Linked DNA regions of Homo sapiens: region 1 is linked to region 2. A link is an interaction called in ENCODE POLR2A ChIA-PET data of the cell type or tissue named here. Cell type or tissue: HCT116. All regions are shown on one strand. Links, peaks and the distances in the headings refer to the core of each region. The heading gives the core; the rest is flanking DNA.

Region 1 (5,387 bases), core at 58-5,057, 200 kb after region 2:
TCATTGGAAATTTAAACCTATCATCTCGGAACTTTACTTCCATGCATGAGTACTTGCTGGAACTTAATAAGTATGTAAACATTGTTTATTGCCCAACGGGAACCTGAAGGTTAATTTTACATAAAGACACAATCAATGTCAAAGTTTTACTGACACTAACAAATGATTATCAGTTAACACACAATTCCCAAGATGTGAAATATCTTTTTGTTTTGGACTTCATCATGATGTACATGCAAAATCTTGGTTTTGTTTTGTTTAGCTGGAATTGGTCACACTCCAATCACTTCATTTATATTAATACACAGACTGGGATCCAGAGGAGTTGTTCCTTACGGAAAGTTACTGATAGAGTCTGCAAGAACCTGTCTTCCAGTTTCCAGTCCCAAGCTCATTGTAGCACAGCATGCTGTTGGTAGAATTTGGATTTCACTTGCATCCCATGGACGTTATGTATCAAATTATTAGCTTTCTTAATCAAGGAACTTTCCTGTGTGTACAATTTTTATGAAACGAATGTTTTATGTAGTCTTTGAACTCTTTAATCTCAGTAAATTTTCTGAGCCTAAATAGGAACATGCCTACATCTTCCTGGCAAAGGGGAGCACACTGGCAGAAAGGAAGCAGAAGGTGGATTTGGAATCAGAACACATCCCATTTCTTTCGAAGCCTATCCATTTCCACTTAGTAGTCATTGAGAACCTCCTACATGTCAGGCACTGTGTGCGGTGCTTTGCATCCAGCATTTCTAATCCCTAAAGTCCTTTACTGGTTTATTTCCATCTTAAGGTGAGGAAATTGAGACTCAGGGCAGTTAAGTCCCCTACCCAGGGTCACATAGCAGTTTGGGGAGACAGGATTCAGATTGCGGTTTGCCTGACTGTAAGCTTCATTTCCATTATTCTCTATTCCACTGTCATTCCTTTGAGCTGCTCTAGTCAGGGTTTAAGAGGAATGTTTGGTTGTATGTATGAATTAACTATATTTATTTCAACATTTCTAAAATGAGGATTTCCAGATGGAGCTTTCTTTTACCAACCCTGGTCTGAGGTGAACTGCAGTGTGTCTACTGAACAAAGGGAAAATCAGATTGGAGCATGAAACATGATTTTTCCATTTTGTCTTAAGTAAAATCCAAATTTCAGCATTTTTCACAGGCATACTTGGCTTTTGACAGAAATGCTGAGTTGTCAAAGGACTTTTTGCCAGCAAAGATTTTTTAAAAATTCACTTTGAGTTAGTCGAGGAAGTTTTCTTGGTGTATAGAAATGAAAGCAGTGTCATCTCTTCCTGATGCCTGTTTAAAACATGTAGTAAGTGAAGTGTGAGCACACAACAGCCGAGGAAAGATGGAGGGTAGGAGGGCTTTACCGTTCAGTAAAACATTCCGAGCCTGTGTGCAAGACACAGCGTGAGCTTTAAGGTTACATCTAATTTGGTCTCTGACCTCACAGTGTCTTCAGCACGGCTACTGTGGTTTCCAGGGGCCAGAGGCTCCTCTCCCAACTCTCAGACATGCAGGTTTCACTAATCAGCAATCTCTAGGATTACTACTTGCCTAAATAAGAAGCAAAGTACTTTAGGATTATTGAGTCAATTCCTGTGTCCTTAAGGAATTTTCTGCTCTTTGTACTATGAATCAGCTGCTTTTTAATGTTATAGTCTCTCACAAATTAATATGAGACATTTTGTGTTCTGGTAGCTGACAGAATAAAGATTTCCCAAACTCAAAACCACCATAGACCAGGTAGAAGTAATTCCTTGTTCTGCTCTGGTTCATATTAGGTGGTTGACAAGTAAAATGAGGACCTGGTCCTGTCGAGAATGATGGAAGGGATAATGACAAGTGATTGTATAACTCATAGCTCAGGGAGCATTTGCAAGAGCGGTTTCTCACAGAATCTTGTCAGAAACCCCGCCAAGGAGGAAAGAGAAGAGAAGGGACTTGCCTAAGGTCACAAAGTGGGTGTTTCTTCAGCCGCCTAGCCTGCTGCTAATTCTCCCACACTCTCAGGAACTCAAAGCACATTTCCTTCCCAGCCTGGCAAGCAAGGCACATGAGAGTTGGAGGAGCCGCCCTGGGGATGGTGTGGGAGGGAGTCCGTTTTACGTAGTTGCAGCTACACACGGTGTCCCCATGTCTGTCGGTCAGTGGAGGAGGTAGGTACAGAAGTATGTGGTTATAACCATGCACAGAAATGTCGTGACTCACCGACCATGCACAGCTGGTTTAACTCTTGAATCCAAGTCACCTAGGAACCAGCTCAGGTTCTTAAGAGACGTAAGGTCCCCATAGCAAACAATAACAAAAATAATGTGGCATTCAGCATTCTTCTCAGTGCTTCCTTTCCAAAAGTTTCAAACCACTTTGTATATTTGGGATCCCCATCTCTTTTGTGAGAAGCCTGTTTTTATTTCACCCCAAAGCTTTGTAGTCTCTCCAGAATACCTGGAGTGCAGTGTACCTGACTCTGTGCCTAAGGGTGCAGGGAATGGACTCTGAGCAGAACAGGGAAGGGATTTTCAGCTGGCAGGGCCCTACCCCTCACTACCTTATTTGGAAGTTTGAGGATCCATTGAGAGGGAGTGTGGTAGGGGAACTTATCTTGGAGAGGTTGATTTTTGGGTTGAGGCAGGATGGTTCCCCCTTTAAAGGGCAGGAAAGTCTCCCAGAGGTTGAGTCATTTTTCTAATGCCCAATGTTGCAATTGTGAGGACTCCAGGAAACCTAAGACTCTAGTCCCCATCGGACCATCTAAAAAACATATATTTAAGTATCAGGAGAAGCAGAGGGGGATTATAAAAAGAACATTGGCTTTGGCTGCAGGTATATGAGAGTTCAAATTCTATGCACCCCTTTCCTAACTTCTTGATCTTAGAGGGTGAACTTCTTGCTTGATCCTTCGCTTGCCTGTAAAATAGAAATGATCATCTCTGCCTGTTCTAATTTACAGAGTTGTTTTAGAAATTAAGTTCATGGAAAATTCTGCATAAACTTTAATAGACTTTATAAATGGAAAGTGTCATTATTCTTTTCAGAAGCAGCATCTTTGATCCTTAAGGGTACATGCAGTAAGCTTGCGATCTGTTTTTTAAGATGTGATGTTTGTGATAGGATCTTGAAAGCAAGATCAGCTATAGATTGTGTTTAATGCCAAAGTATAGCTAAAAGCTGTAAGATAAAAATAGAGGATTGCATTTTTTCCATTTTGGCACTACTACAAATGTAATGTTTTTAGCTTGGGCACAAGTGGTGTGACTTTTACCTCTGAACTTCCTTTTGTCTTCATTATCCTTGAGCTTTTGGACTCACATGTTGGCTTTACCTTCTGCTTCCATTATAGGAAATTGATGGAAAATCCCTGCTATTGATGACAAGAAATGATGTGTTGACAGGACTTCAGTTAAAATTGGGGCCTGCTCTGAAAATCTACGAATATCATGTAAAACCTCTGCAGACAAAGCATTTAAAGAACAACTCTTCATAGTACAGTCAAATTGGGGTCTTCGACCTCAAAAAATACATAATGACATAATTTAGTTTCATGTAATGAAACTTTGTAAACAGAATACATACATGTGTATATGTAAAGAATTTCAATCAAATGAAACGTTATCCTATTGGATAGACTAGGCAATTCATCAGCTCACCTGAAATCAGCCAGGAGGAGCAAGGACAAGATGCGCACAGGGTGGTTTTCCTCATGGATTTTGTCAAATAGATGATCTTTGACACGATTAGACACTCCTCCCCACAAAGGCTTTGAAATCATAAGGATTTTCCTCATCTCTTTATAGCTTTCCCAAAATCTTTTAAAAAAGAATTTAATTAAATGACAGTCTTTTGGTTACAGACTTAGGATGAGTAAAAACAAGAAAATTTGGGGAGGGGGAGAAAGAAGAAAGGGATTGCTGTCTCCCTTGAATTCCTCTGTTCCTTAGAGCTTGTGTTACTTGGACGGAATTGCCAACACCCTTTTTTATAGAGGGTTCTCCACTTGACCTTATTAAGGTTTTATTGGGATATGCTGCAGTGTTTGAAATGAACATGCATCATGGCCCCTTCAGGAGCAGAATCATAGCTCTGAAAAGAGAAGCTCCGTTGTGTACTGAGGATATCCATCCATATTCAGCTAGCTTTCAAATGGGGTAACGATATTTTCTGCATAGATTTTCTTTTAAATTGGTTCTTTGTTTCTGAAGAAAGAATTTTTTTTAACTTCATGGTTTTATTTATAATAATTTGTTTCTGAAGAAATTTGCCGAGAGTTACAGGTCAAAAAGCCTTGTTACTAGTACAGAATATTTTTATATATATTCCTTCATGATGGTGTAATTTTTTTTAATTGTCCTATGCTTTGTTCGGTTCCTGGGTTAAGTACTTGTTTTTAAGAGCTTGGAAAAAGTGGGCTTGCTACATCTCTGTTCAAAGAGACATTTGTTCAATCTCTGTGTGTCAACGCCTTGTTGAATTGGTGCTTTGTGGTTGCAATAAAGCATTGCTTCAGTTTATTGCCAGTGTATCTTTGATCTTTTCTGTTTGGTTGCTTCTTCAGTTGGGATTAAGGATTAAGGTCTCCTGGAAACCAGGGAAAGAAAATTAAGCATTTTTTGGGGAAAAAACTTTAGAGGTAGAAATTATACAAATCTATGTGTGGATTTATCTTCTTTTTAAAGTGAATCATTCGAGTAGATCTCATTTCTTCTCTCATCCCCAATTTTAGGTATTATTTTAGCCAAAGATTTTTTTGTTTGCTGTAGGCCAGTGGGGGTCATGATTTTTTTGAAATTCTAATAATAAAAGCTATTGACTTTCTCTGCAGACAAAAGCTCACATTTCCACATACAAAACTTGCAGAGAGTTGGTGGACTCATAATTTCCCTCTTCCTCCTCCTCAAGTTAAGAGTTCCTATTTTAGAGAATATCATAATTCAGTCCCCTGTGGAGATAATTTCTTGAAAGAACAGAAAGTCTGAAGATGACAGTGAAAAAAAACACAGGAAGTGGTATAGATAGTAGGTGGGTTTAAAAATGCATTCCAAATTAATTCAATTATAGAGCGTACGGAGTATCTGAAATTTAAGTAATGCTTTGTTTTCACTGTAACTGGGAAAAGTGGTTACAAAAGAGACTTTTTTTTAAATCTCCAAGTTCCCACAGTCTACCTAAGACAGAAAACGCAAGTAAAAGGCAAAATATATAGTTAAGTGTTGTGAGGAGTGATGGAGACAAAAGGTGACAACTGCAGCTGCTGGAGACCTGGATAGGAAAGAAGGGATTCCTGGATCAAGCAGAAGGAAGATGGAATGAGGATCTTGATGAAAACCTCTGTGAAGGAGTGTCCTGCTGTAAAATCTGATGATGTTTGACCCGTCTCTACCTCAAA
Region 2 (5,387 bases), core at 319-5,318:
AAACATTCAATTTTTTAAAGTGCTATTTCACATTGTTTTATTTATACGTGTTATAAATTTGTTTTGCAAGAGTTTTTTCATACCCATTTCATACTAGTTTTTTTTTATGAAAAGTTAGCTGCTTATAAGGATTCATAAAATCTGTATATTAGTTGATTTCCTAGAAAAAATACAACCTGTCTTTAGCATGTTGTGTTTGGAGGACAGCTTGGCCTTCAGTTGTTTGCATAGACTTGTCATACATGTTTAACTAGTTTTCTTTTTAAAGAATGTTTAGCCTACTATATATATAAAGCTTTATATTTAATGCTCTCATTAGCCTATATATTAATATTAAAACACCCAAACATAAAGCCTTTTAGGCAGATATTGCAAGTTTTTAAAATCCTCAACTCTAGCTGAAAAGTGTTTTGCTAAGAAAAGCTCAGTAATGTGCTGTTTTATATTAACAGGAAACAGAACAGCAGTAGTGGTTTGAATACCCTGCAAACAGGAAGTTTGACACATGCATAGCTCTTAGCTTCTGTGTAAGAAGTTGTGAGCTCCTTCTGGAAACATTTGCAGTTACATTAAGTAAAGTGTAAATGCACATGAATGGCAGCTTATAGAGAACCACCTTGTAACCAGTATACAGGTACAACTACAGCTCTTCAGAAATTGGAAGGTTTTGCTAGCCGGTTATTTCATAGACACTCTAAAGGTACTGCACATGATCAGAAAACAGCTCTGGAAAATGACAGCCTTCATTTCTCTGAACATACTGCCTTATGGGACAGATCAAGTAAGTTTTGTTTTTTAAATGATACATTATAACTAGCAACTAAAATGGTAATTGGAGTTTTACAATCAAACATAAAGAACCCTCTTTTGTTTGTTGTTTTCTGATTTTCACAAGGACATTTTGCAAGATGAAGTTGAAAGAATTCCATAAAAACTTGATTATAAGTTGAGCTGAATCATTCAGCTTTCATCATTGTATGGTTTTATTTTTGACTAAGTTCAATATCAGTGACAAGATTTTCTATAAAATTCTTACATCATTTCTAATGTACTTTTTTTTGTTGTTCTTACATAAAAATGAAATACTTAAGTTTCAGAAACAACCATCTGTTTACTTCTTAAAATGTCTTGTATTTATAAGCTTTAAACTTTGAAAGGGGCAACAAGACTCTTGAATTTATAATTACATTTCTATTGTGTTTGCCATGGTTTTATTTTTAAATGCATGTGAGAAAGTTATTTCAGTTTTACAAACAGGAATTTCTAAAATAAAACATAATTATTCTATCTAAATTCTTACACTTATAACATTATGGATATCAAAAACTTTATAATTATATTTTATGTTATTTATACATATGACTCAAATGCAGGAAAAGTTGGTTATGCATGAATCACATTCTTTCAGGCATGTTAAAATGTTTGAACTTGCAGCTTTGCTAAAATGGTGCTGGGGAACCATTTTTGGTGCCATACACTCTAAAAGATAAATTGCACATATAAACAATACTAGTGCCGCCATTCTACATCTCACCTTGGACCCTCCTCAAGGTATTTCTGTGACTCCAATTAGAGGAACAATAGAATTACCCTTGAAACTTTTGCCCTCTTTGGTGTGTTTGTTTGATCATCAAATAGCACTAGCGTTTGACTCTTTCTGTTTATGTATTTGGTAGCAGTTAAGGAAGAAAACTCAGCTTAACAACCACAACAGCAAAATCAAGAATGGCTTACAAAATTTACTCCTAGGTTTATACAGCACCTTGACAGTGTTATAGAAGCTTATTTGAATTAATTTTTTACTAAATCAGAAATTTTTTTACATTCTTCAAACTATTTTTGGGAGATTGAGGAAGAACATGTATTTGTGCATTTTTTCCACTTAAAAGGTTTTGGGTTATTTATAGTCTTTACTGTATAGCAAGTTGATGGATGAGGAATATGAATATATATCTTCAAGTTAATGAACTGTTGAATATTAAAATAGTGGTATAATATTAAACTTTACCATGTAACAAAAGCTTGTTAATTATTGTCCTTGCCCTATTCTTTTAAATTGCAGTCTTTTAAATCCTTTTGGAAATTATTTTTATGCATTTCAAGTATGTTTTAATTTAAAGTTAAATGAGGAATTAAGACAGAATTGAATTAATTTCTGTTTCATTAATACCTGCTCTTCATATAGTGGGTGTTTAGTAAAAGTGTCTCAAATAAATGAATGTTAGGGGTTTTTAATAATTAAAAGTTATGTTTGAACTAGACTTTCACCACTTTTTAAATGTATGGGATCTGTGATGCTTTCTAAAACATATTTTAAAATCTAGTAATGGAAAATAGTATCATGAGCCATGATTTCTATTGGATAAAATGCTGTTTTGTTTTTTTTTTATTGTGAAGTCAAAACAAATAGGATTCTTGTACACAAATAAAATTAGGAGCAAACCATGTAGCGCTGCAAATAATATGCATGATGTAAGAAATACTTAAAGAGTAACTGAATGTTCATTAATTAAGCATTCCTCTACTTGACTCTCCTTTTTATATCCCTGAATACCATAATAGAGATAATAATTTTATGTCTAAGGATGAGTATGGTAGCATGAAGCTATAATTTCCTATTATGAAATGTATTATTGTAGAGGAGAAAACACTGATAGAGCTGAAATAGAGGAATCCGATCATTTCAAAATTCCAAGGTTTATTTTTGTGGTGAAAACACAATTTTTATTTATTTGGCGAATGAGTTATAGAAGGAGTTCTGACTGTACAAAGTTTCATATGAACCACATTCTTCAAAGCTACTTAAAGCAGTTTACTTGCATGACTCATTTGACAAGGGAATGTAATGTCTCCTGATGATAAACACTGAATATGTTTGTTCCTAAAGTGTTTTTATAATGAAATAAACTAAGCATAGAAACTACATCAATTTACAAAAAAAATTCATAAACCTTTGTATAAAGATCAGTTACCAATTTAGGAGACATGAAATGCAGCATGCTTCAATCCAAGTTTCTTTCGTGTCCAGTGACATTATGTATAGGAAGAAACACAGAACAAAGGCCACATAGTGGTCTCAGGTGTTTCATCTTTTACTATTAAACTAAGTAACAGAAATTCCTGTTTGATTAAATAAATATGTAACAGCTAATTGCATGCACATATAAATACATGAAGTTCAAAGAAAAGCATGGAGGAATTCTGCTTTTTGTTCCAACTCAGAATGAATGAGAGCATTGACATGCGTTAAGTTCTCTTTCTAGCAAATTTATTATAGTTAGCTTTTTAATCTTCCTTTGATCATAAATGTGTAGAGTTATACAATGCTGACTTAATGAAGGTCTAACTACAGTATTTTAAGAAGCAAATAGGTCAATACCATCAAATACTTTTTCTTTCCCTTTTCCTATGAATTGACAGGCTATTTCTCTTGTAAATACAAATCCATTTTAGTAAATCTTAGATTTAAATATATTAAACAAATGAGCAGTTTTGATTATGGATGTCCTCTAGCAAAATCATAAAGTGGTTACAGTAGACCACTTCAGTCAGTTTTACCTTTGCAAATTTTATACAATCTCTCAGACAGTTTACCTCCTATTTGTTAGCCCATTGAATCTGTATCATTTTAACTTCTCAGCTAAAAGACTTTCCACCTTTGTCTTTTTATCAGCTTTTTCCACTTGAAACTATTCCATAAGCTTCTTGATAATAGTCAATTTCTACTCATTTGGTAAAACTTTTTTGAGTATTTACTATATCATAGTAAGTAAGCAAGTTTCCAGGAAAAATAAGATCTAGTTCTTACCCCCAAAAAGAAGAGCAAACATAATATAATATTCAAGGCATAATGAAATAGTTGCTTTAAAATGTCTAAGCTTACTGTGGAAGCTAAGTGTAAGAAAAAAGTTGTTACTAAAGAGAAAATGGGGGACTTCAAAAATATTAAAGAATGAATAGAATTTTGAGACCTAGAGAAGAAGGTTATTTTAAGAAAATAACATACACAAGTATTTGAAAATATGAACATTTAGAACTTACTTAAAAGGTTTAGTAAGATACTGTCTAGAAAATTAGGTTCTGGATTTAAACTTTAAAAGTTTTCTATTAGACATCCAGAATTTTGTACTACGCTGTATTAGTGGGGAGCCAATGCAGTTTTTTAAAGTGGAAAATAATATAATGCAACCTTTGTTAAAAGAGCCTAAAGATTTTAACTAGCATAATACAGGATAAGTTAACTTACTTTACTACAGAGAAATGTGTATAGCTACTATACATCTTCCGTTTTTGCTGGGCATTTAATTAGAACTAACGCTTTTGACGTGACAGTCAGCATGGCAATGAATAGTCAGATAATGGATTCCTTTTACAACAGTGCTTGTTCAAGTTGCTGCTTCTGTCTGGAATTCTCTTTCTTCACTTCTACCAGTGGTGAGATTTGCCCATACTTTAGGCATCCTCTCAGGTATCATCTCTGTAACAAAACCACCAATGTATCCTATTCATCTATCCTTCATCCTTCTTAGAGTCTGTGCTCTTCCTTATGTTCTTATATCATCTTATACTTAACTTTTATTGTGGTTTATTTATAGTATTTATATGGTATAGTTTGTATACTATATATATTATAGTTTATAATATTTAAAATGCATTACTATTAATCCTTATGTATCTGTCTCTCATGTTTGATTTTGAACTCCTTGAAGGCAAATAACTTGTCAGTTTATTTCAGTATTACTAGCATAATTTTCAATAAATCTTGAGTTATTTGTTAAATTAACATTAAACATCACTGCAGTATTACACAAATGAGCTTCTTACTAATTTGTGCTATTGTGATCTTTGCAATTTATTTTAAAAGCCCATGGCCATTAACCAAAAGCAGTCAAATGCTGACCTGGCTCTAGTAAATACCAATTTTCAGTGTTACCTGTGTATTTTTATCATGATTTCCAATAAAAATTTAAGTAACAAGCAGACTTTATAGTAAAACTAAAATAGTTGGGATATTAAATGATGTTGAAATCAGGAAATCATTCCATGAGCCATTTAGCAATGCAAGTACTATATCAACTGTACTAACATAACGAGAAGCTTTTACTTGCTTGTGCTTTGCAAAAATAGCCATATGACAGAGTTAGAAGACAGCTTGCTACTCAAAGTGTGGTCCCTGTCCAGCATTATTAGCATCTCCTGGGAGCTTGTTAGGAGGAAGAATCCCAGGTCCCACCTAGACCTACTTAGTCAGAATCAGCATTTTAACAAGATTTCCCAGCTGATTTATATGCACATTAAGGTGTGAGAAGCACTTTTTCCCTAATAACATTTTAATATGATTTCCAAATGTATATCTTCACTGGAGAAAATTTTGAAACTACAGGAAA

What was found. ChIA-PET counts read pairs that join two places held together with the same protein. Peaks named below come from ENCODE experiments on the same cell type or tissue, not always from the same donor. Only the 100,000 strongest peaks of a DNase experiment are listed, where the experiment ranks them.
Region 1: POLR2A ChIA-PET joins it to region 2 with 5 read pairs; 2 of 35 experiments call an interaction of 5 or more read pairs at or near these places.

What each region holds. Positions count from the first base shown.
Region 1 is chr1:84,346,287-84,351,673 of GRCh38, forward strand. It overlaps SAMD13 (sterile alpha motif domain containing 13), which reads left to right. Exons shown (of 4, transcript NM_001134663.2): 4 at 3,345-4,512. The coding sequence ends at 3,488. Among named protein-coding and RNA genes, the nearest start is that of SAMD13, 47 kb to the left of the region's middle. In HCT116, for the core only: no CTCF peak of the experiment used is centred there; a DNase peak (open chromatin) is centred at 2,195; H3K4me3 peaks cover 1,964 bases; H3K27ac peaks cover 5,000 bases.
Region 2 is chr1:84,143,768-84,149,154 of GRCh38, forward strand. It overlaps PRKACB (protein kinase cAMP-activated catalytic subunit beta), which reads left to right and starts at 504. Exons shown (of 10, transcript NM_182948.4): 1 at 504-781. The coding sequence starts at 595. RefSeq lists a silencer at 523-572. In HCT116, for the core only: no CTCF peak of the experiment used is centred there; a DNase peak (open chromatin) is centred at 2,834; H3K4me3 peaks cover 2,456 bases; H3K27ac peaks cover 5,000 bases.